Linked DNA regions of Homo sapiens: region 1 is linked to region 2. Evidence: read pairs that join two places in POLR2A ChIA-PET (ENCODE). Cell type or tissue: endothelial cell of umbilical vein. All regions are shown on one strand.

Region 1 (4,000 bases), 790 kb before region 2:
TTACCTCTGTTTCCGGAGCCTAATTTCTTGTGAAAAAAAAAATATCACCTAGCCTTCTTTTCTCACCTCCCACTTTCTCTTTAATTCATGCCAACTTTGTTTTTGTCTCAACAACTGCTTGGGCATGGTCTTTACTACAGTCATCAATCACATCACGTGACCAAATCTGGCAGCCATCCTATTGGATCTTCCAGCAGCATTCATACAGTTCATCATTCTTACCTTGTTAATGTCTTTCTTTGCTTCCACCACCCTATCCCCCACCTTTCCTGGCCCCTCCTATTCTACCTACCTTTAAATGTTGGACTGTCTCAGGTCTCTGTTCTACACATTCTTTCTTCTCATCCACATTAGGTTCCTAAGTAATGTCACCTGTTTTCAATTTCCACTTGAGTGTTGATTAAACCACATACTAGGCCAGGCGCGGTGGCTCACGCCTATAATCCCAGCACTTTGGGAGGCCGAGGTGGGTGGATCATTTGAGGTCAGGAGTTCGAGACCAGCCTGGCCAATTTGGTGAAACCCCACCTCTACTAAAAATACAAAAACTAGCCAGGACCATGGTGGCAGGAACCTGTAGTCCCAGCTACACGGGAGGCTGAGGCAGGAGAATCGCTTGAACCGGGGAGGCAGGGGTTGTGGTGAGCCTAGATCACGCCACTGCACTCCAGCGTGGGTGACAGAGCAAGACTCCATCACAAAACAAACTAACAGACAAACCACATACTAGCTGACACCCTGGGCAAGTCACTAAATTCAATTAATTTTCTACGGAATATCTACTTTTTAGCAGGCACTATCCTAGGCACAACAAATACAGACTAACCAACATGCACTTCTTGCACTCAAGAAGATCACAGTCTCTTATTTTTTCTGAATGTTTTTCCTTACTTGGATAACACGGAAAAAATTACTAAAAGGTTAGTAATAGTTCTATAAAAAATACTAATAATATACTAACAGTAAAACAAATATTAAGTTATTTTATTTCATTTTTTTACTCTGCTAAGTACTTGCTATGTATTATCTCATTTAATCTTACTACAATCCTATAAGGTAGATATCATTACCCTTGATTTACAGTTGAGGAAACTGAGGCTCAGAGACCTAAGAAAACTTTCTCAAGGTCACAAGAGTTAGAAGGTGGCAGAAAAAAGTTTCAAGCCCAGGTCTGTATGACTCCAAAACCCATACTCTTACTTCTGTAATAATGATAATTATTATACTTAATTTTACTATTATGCTAAACATTTTTACATTTTATGTTTTTAATACTCATAGTTACTCAAGGAGATAGATCCTAGGCTTATTCCTATTTTACAATGTGAAAACTGGAACTTAGAGAAGGTAAGAAGCTTATCTGACTACAAATGTAGTTCATGGTGGAAGAGATAGCCAGACTGAGTCAGAGCTCTTTGCTGGCAGAGGGTAGGAGGGTACTGCTGCCTCACAATGACCCAAGAGCCTGTGGGTAAGGGATGGGGAAGTTTAACAGGTGAGATTGTCCCTAAGGCCCTAGTTCAATGAGAGCGGCACCACTCCTACCTGCTTTATATATTGATTTGTGTCACAAGATTTCATTTTAAAAATAATAACAATGAAGGAAAAACATTTCATGATCTTAACCATGTGTGATAGACCACTATTATCTCATTTCTCAAGGTCCCTTCATAAAAAGCCACACATAACCCAATTCTCCTGAAGCTAAAACTGGAGGTTAGAAACAGCTTTGTTGATGTGGGGGAAATCTATTCACTTTCTCTTCCTGTCATTGAAAGTTTAAGGCCAAATTCCAACTCAGCGAGAATCTTGTAGCTTACTTATCTGGATTCTTTTCTTTTTGGCATTAACCACCTCATGTTTCCCGTCTGTTGGTCCAGATGCTTTAAATTTTTGTATGTGTTTTCAGTAAGTTGCTTCAGATTTTTTTTTTTGAACAAGATTTGGTACAATCAATGATAATGTATGTGAAACACTTGTGAATCATAACTGTAAATATATAAACATAGGGAAAGAAATACAAGAGTCATAGTCTTTTTAACAACTGCCTTGTAGCCCAGCTATGTCTCTCTCAGATACGGTGAAGTAAAAATTTGAAGAACTAGATAGAGTCCTGCAAGTCCTCACAACATTCTAAGGATGGGAAGACCTACAGAAACTAAGTGTTCATTGTTCAGCAATTCAAGAAAAAAAATGGAATTCCTCATTCATTAAGTGCTTGTTCTTTAAAAAATTAATGTACTACTCTCATATAGAAAGAATTTTATTCTGAGGATTTTCCTCCAAATAATCAGGTTCATCTGATGTGTATATAAGTTATTTAAAAATAATATGTGCCTCTGTACAACTGACTGCTCATAATTTTGAAATGACCAAGTGCAGAGTTATATATTTACTTATACAAATTATATAGTCATACAGAAAATTTCCTCAAAGAAAACAGTATAGAATAATACTTTATTTTTAAAAAAGAAATTTAAAGTGGCATTAAATCAACTATCAAATATTTATTGAGTGCCTACACTCTACAGCAGGCACAGTTATAGGCACTGGGGACACACTGATAAAAACACAGGCAAGGTCTCTGTGACCTATAAACTGGATCAACATTTTGCTCAACTCCAAATATATTCCTGTTTTAGAAGGATGTATCCCATTTGAAAATTAGCTTATGTACATAGACTTATGTATTTAAAAAGGATTTGCCTAGTAAGTATGCCTGTGACAAGAAAATGCTATTAATATTATTAAAGAATAATTAATGCCTTTCAGTGACGTGTGAGATTCTCTACTAATATTCCTACTGGATAGCTCAGTTTTGCCATGTGGATCATTGAGAATTTCCTTCAGTTATTTTTATTTGCTCAAAGGTATACTGGATAAGTTAATGAAATAAATCTGTTTTAAAGAATAAATCAATATTTAAATAGAAAGTATATGAGGCTGTCTTTTTGAAACTGAAGTTTTCTTTTTAAATGATTTATATGAATAAAGGATTGTGTAGCCTTGGAAACACTTGGGAGTGCTGATATCACACATGACTATAAACTAGCTGCAAGAAGAAAACGGGGAAGAACTATTGTAAAAAATATTTCAGATGCAAGACAAGAGAACACATTTCCTAAATACAGAATAAAGAAAACAAGTATGCTTCAGCCACTTTTATCTGAATCACAAGGTTTACTCCTTAGAAGTTTTGCTACTCTATCTCGTTTTTCTAATTTGACTTCACAGTCTTTTCTCTTCTCAATTTTTAGAACTTATTCCCCAACAAAATAAATAATTAAACTATAGATGAACTGTCAAAAGGGAACATTATTTTAATGTAACATTAACATTTTCATAATTAACATGGAAGTTAATGCTTTTAGCAGATGTAACAACATTAGACTTGTAAATTTTAATTAAAGTTAATGGTTCATGATAGCTGTAGGGAGTAGGCATCCTCTCTAGATACTGAAAACATGTCTAATGTGATTAGAAATACTAATTTTAGAAAAAAGGATAGTGCTGGCAATGACTATTCTTTATTTCTTACAAAATCAGTGACTTGAAAACCTTTTAAAATGAGGAATCTGGCAAGCACATAGAAGTTAACAGAAGAGGTGGTAATAATATTTAAGGGACTGAGTAAAAAAGCACCAACTGTTCATGTATACTTCCCTTTCTCTATGTTGCTACCTGAGATAATTCCTAGAAAACCAATGAAGTTATTTCATAATTTTAGACTAGGGACTAATGTTTCATCTTTAATTTTCTCTGGAAAATTTTCTCTGCAAAAATCTTTAATTTTTGGAGGGTTACCCTCCAAAACTGTATGCTCACGGCTCAGTCTAGATTTCTTAAAACAGGAGAGTGAGTTGCTTTGAGCAGCAAACAAACAAACAACTCCTACATAAAAATGTTACTAAAATGATGAACATGATGGCTTTATAGGGAGCCACACGTATTAGCCAGCAGAAAGTATATGGAACATGTAAATTCAGTGCCAATGATAGAT
Region 2 (4,000 bases):
AGGATCTACATTAAAGTAACAATTACAATTTTATTTGTAGCATAACTATAGGTCAAGGCTGGACATGCACATTGACTATAAATATCAAGAGTGCTGATTCTTCTGTAATAAACAACAGAACATGCCTAACATATAAAAATCAACCTTTTTATTTTGGCCTTACAATAAAAAACAAAATGGTGAATCATTACTGCTATCCAATTAGCATCCTTTTTTCTAATTTCTCACCATTTACATGTCTTCTTCCTTCAAAGAGAAATCAAATTCGCTTTGCTAGAGTGTAAATTATGTTTATAAATTCAAATTTTGTAGAGCAAAAGTATAACATTTGTCTTGGTGGTTTAACAAGTAGAATATTCATAATATATCCCATCCATAATATATTCAGAAACGAATTTAGCTCTGCTTTACAAAAACTACAGATATTTAAAAATAAAAATAATTTTGAAGTATAGCTGCATTTTTTTTTGTTTAAATGAGAATTCATATGATATTGCTTGAGAGTTTCTGACTTTTAAGAACCCATGGATTTATTTATAGATTACTTAGCAAATGTAAGTATACATTGTCAATTTGTTAAATTCTACTTGCTTCTAGATAAAGGGTTTATTGAAACTTTAAATATGTTGTATAAATTCTATATGAAAGGAAATTAGAACAATGTATAAGCAACTTTTGGGAATTGATGCTCTTCGATTCTACATTTCTGTTCTTCATGGGTTGCAATATCTCTAAAGTGTTCAGTTCACTTTTATTGAAGTGTGATAAATAGGCATGTCAAATTGTATACAGAGAATAGAACACAAATCAGCTCTGCCTGTTTCTGTTGTTTCTTCATTCTCTAAATAAGTATCCATTGCTCAATACAAATAGGGTATGTGCCCTTTTATTTGGCAGGTCTTATTTCTTCATTGACTTCCACATTACATGGGATGGCAATAGAATTAACAGCCATTTATATATCTGGGAAGAAAGATTTATTGGACAGAAAAACAACAATTTTCTTTCCTTTTTAGTATATTTTGTACTTTCTCTTATAAATTCTATGGCAGCAAACAGTGACTGAGTGAAACTTGGTATACAAATTTTAATCTTATAATTTCAGATAACAAAAATCATTCCTTTAACAATATTTATTATGTAAAACCATCAATATTTATTTTTCATTATGCACAATACAGTTTTTATTATACATAATGTGGTAATATTTTAAAATAGTTTGCTCATAAAATTAACACTGTAAATAAAATTTATTGCTTGTATATTATAAAAAGATAATGTTATATTTTATACTATGTTACTAGATTTTTATCTATAATTTCAAGAATTATTTGGTTGTGTTCTTGAAGCTCTATGAGAAAATATTTCTTATGCTAATTATAAGCTTAGTAAACTTAAATATTTGAGATATTTGTGGTTTTGAGTGGCAGAGTATTTTTTTATTATTGTTAATGGGATTAGAAAATTCTGAACTTTGGAACCTAACAAAACAACCAAATAACCATTTCATTATACTCTGTCATCACATTTACGATGCTCATTGGAAGCAGAACAGAACAACGCTAAATAGAAGACAGAAGATGATACACTTCAATTTCTACTCTTACATAATCTTTTGAAAACATCTAAAATTTGCAATCAGGGTTTAAGCATGCCCGACTTTCAACAAATGCAATTTCCAAAAAGACAGAGTTGAGCATCAATAACTCTGACAGGATAAATTATTCTACTTTTAGCAAATCTACGTGCATCCATTATAGCATCTTCTTAGGCAAAAAAAAAAAAAAAAAAGAAATGAAAAAAGTGACTTTTTCCTCTTTCATTGGAAGGAAACCTAGCATATAACCAATGAGACGACTCCCAGTAAATATGCAGTGCCATCTTGATTGCTCTTGGTGACTATCCATACTTAAAAGAGACTGTTCCTTTCTGTATTTTAATAAATCCTTAACTCTGTTTCTTATACTCTTCTATCTCCCATACTTACTTTGCAAATTCCCCTATGATCAAGGATTAGCACAACACTGAGGGCTGAAATGAAAAGAAGGATCTAAGAGAAAATACCTTGAAAGAGACGACAGAACTCATCTTTGATGGAACAAAGAAAAGGTTAAAAAATTCTCTTTGGACACCTGAAAAAAATGTTTTCTTTTTTTTTTTTTCTTAGAGAATAAGCAGTTGGTGGGAGTCACCAGATTATCAGTTATTTAACCTCTCAAGACTAGTGGCAGGTTTTTCCTTTCTTATTTAGCTTAAATGATTATTTAGGAGTTAGGTCCTCAGAAAGCAAGGATTGTTTCCAATTCTCTGTTATCTTTGTACCACTTAGCCAGAATATCATGCATTTTAGGGGCTGTCAATAAATACACAATGCATTAAATTCTCTTTGCGTTTCCAGAGGAAGCCGGTAGGGAAAAGAAATAAATGAATGCCTGACTCAAGAGACTGAGAGTCTATTTGAGTGAGGTGTGGGTCTAGTGGAAATCTGCAGAAAAGAATCTTGTAGAGGAAAAATGACTCACAAGTATGTGAGGGGGAAGACTTTTTAATGTCAGTGTCCATATTTCCTGATTAAAGTGAGGGTATTTGCATCATGTTCTAGCATTCTAAATATAAAAGCAGCTAAGAATCTCCAAGAATCCCTTAAATTCTTATTCAAGAACAAAAAGAAATGAATAGTTTAGAACTCAAATATTATAATAAAAAAGTATTCTCTAGCGCAATAAAATCATTACAATAAAACTTGTTAGCTGATTGGTTAGTGTTTTAGAGTGCTGTAAATGCATAGTAACTGAAAAATGTTTCAGAATTTAAAAAACAGGTCATTGGTTAATGATTCAGAATAAAGAAATATGTGAATGGTCAGGACTAACAATAAAGTTAGACTTTTTCTCCTAGAAATAGTTTGTTAAATGATATCTTTAAGGATGCTTTTAATAATATTTATGCTTTAAACACACATATTTAAAAACAAGACAACACAGAACATATCACTAATAGGATGTATTTTCCCCATAGAATGTGCTTGTTAAAATTGTTCAAAAATGAATTATTGCATGTTTGTGTTCAGCCTAAAAAATGCAAAACATTGCTAAAATCACTACACTAATCTTTTGAAAATAAGATGCTAACAATTTTTTATGAAGATAACCATTTAAGTCAATATTCAGAATTTTTCCTCATGCTAAAAATACGTTATATATTTTAAATCAAAACTCTTCTTGAATATGCAGAAGAAAACTGAGAACAAAATGTGAAATTTAGTAGAAGGAACAGTAGCTTTGGAGCTCTGGGATCTGTCTTGACTTGTGACACAAAGCATGTCACCCAGGCCTCTCTGAGAGATGGGGTTAATCCTAACAGATGAGCTCCCTAGAGAGTAACTGTGAGAATAATTACCATTATAAATATGATATAATGAAGTCCTCTCAGAAAAGATGCTCTTTACATCTGGCAGAATCTTACTTGGTAAAGTCTTATACGATAATTTGACCTTCACTCTAACTTAAAATACACCAGAATCCAGCCACTTCTCACCACCTCCACAGCTGCCGCCCTAACACAAGGCACCTGCACCTCTTGCCTGGATTATTGCCATACCAGCCTCAGTGGCCTCCATGCTTCATCCTTACGCATTATCACCACCCCTAGCCTAAGCTGTTCTTTGCACAGAAACCAGAGTGATCCTTTTAATTCTAGAGCCAAATCACATATGTCCACTGGTCAGATCCCAATGGTTTTCCATCACACTCAGAATAAAATTTTGAATCTTAACCAGAGCCTTTCAAGACCCTACATGATTTGCTCACCTCACTTCTTCACTGCGTCCCCTGCCACTGTCTCCTTGTTCACTCTAACGACCTCCCTCTTTACTCTTTGCTCATACATCCTAATAGCATTCCTGCCTCAGGGCATTTGCACTTGCTATTCCCCTAGTCTGGTCTGGAGAGCTCTTCTTTGGATATTCATATGACTCCCACCATTCTTTCCTTCAAGGCTC

The links. Peaks named below come from ENCODE experiments on the same cell type or tissue, not always from the same donor. Only the 100,000 strongest peaks of a DNase experiment are listed, where the experiment ranks them.
Region 1: POLR2A ChIA-PET joins it to region 2 with 5 read pairs; 1 of 35 experiments calls an interaction of 5 or more read pairs at or near these places.

Annotation. Positions count from the first base shown.
Region 1 is chr1:198,121,475-198,125,474 of GRCh38, forward strand. No RefSeq gene overlaps it. Among named protein-coding and RNA genes, the nearest start is that of NEK7, 34 kb to the right of the region's middle. In endothelial cell of umbilical vein, no CTCF peak of the experiment used is centred here; a DNase peak (open chromatin) is centred at 1,837; H3K27ac peaks cover 1,023 bases.
Region 2 is chr1:198,907,683-198,911,682 of GRCh38, forward strand. All of the region lies in intron 1 of MIR181A1HG (MIR181A1 host gene), which reads right to left. Among named protein-coding and RNA genes, the nearest start is that of MIR181A1HG, 28 kb to the right of the region's middle. In endothelial cell of umbilical vein, no CTCF peak of the experiment used is centred here; a DNase peak (open chromatin) is centred at 2,479; H3K27ac peaks cover 1,062 bases.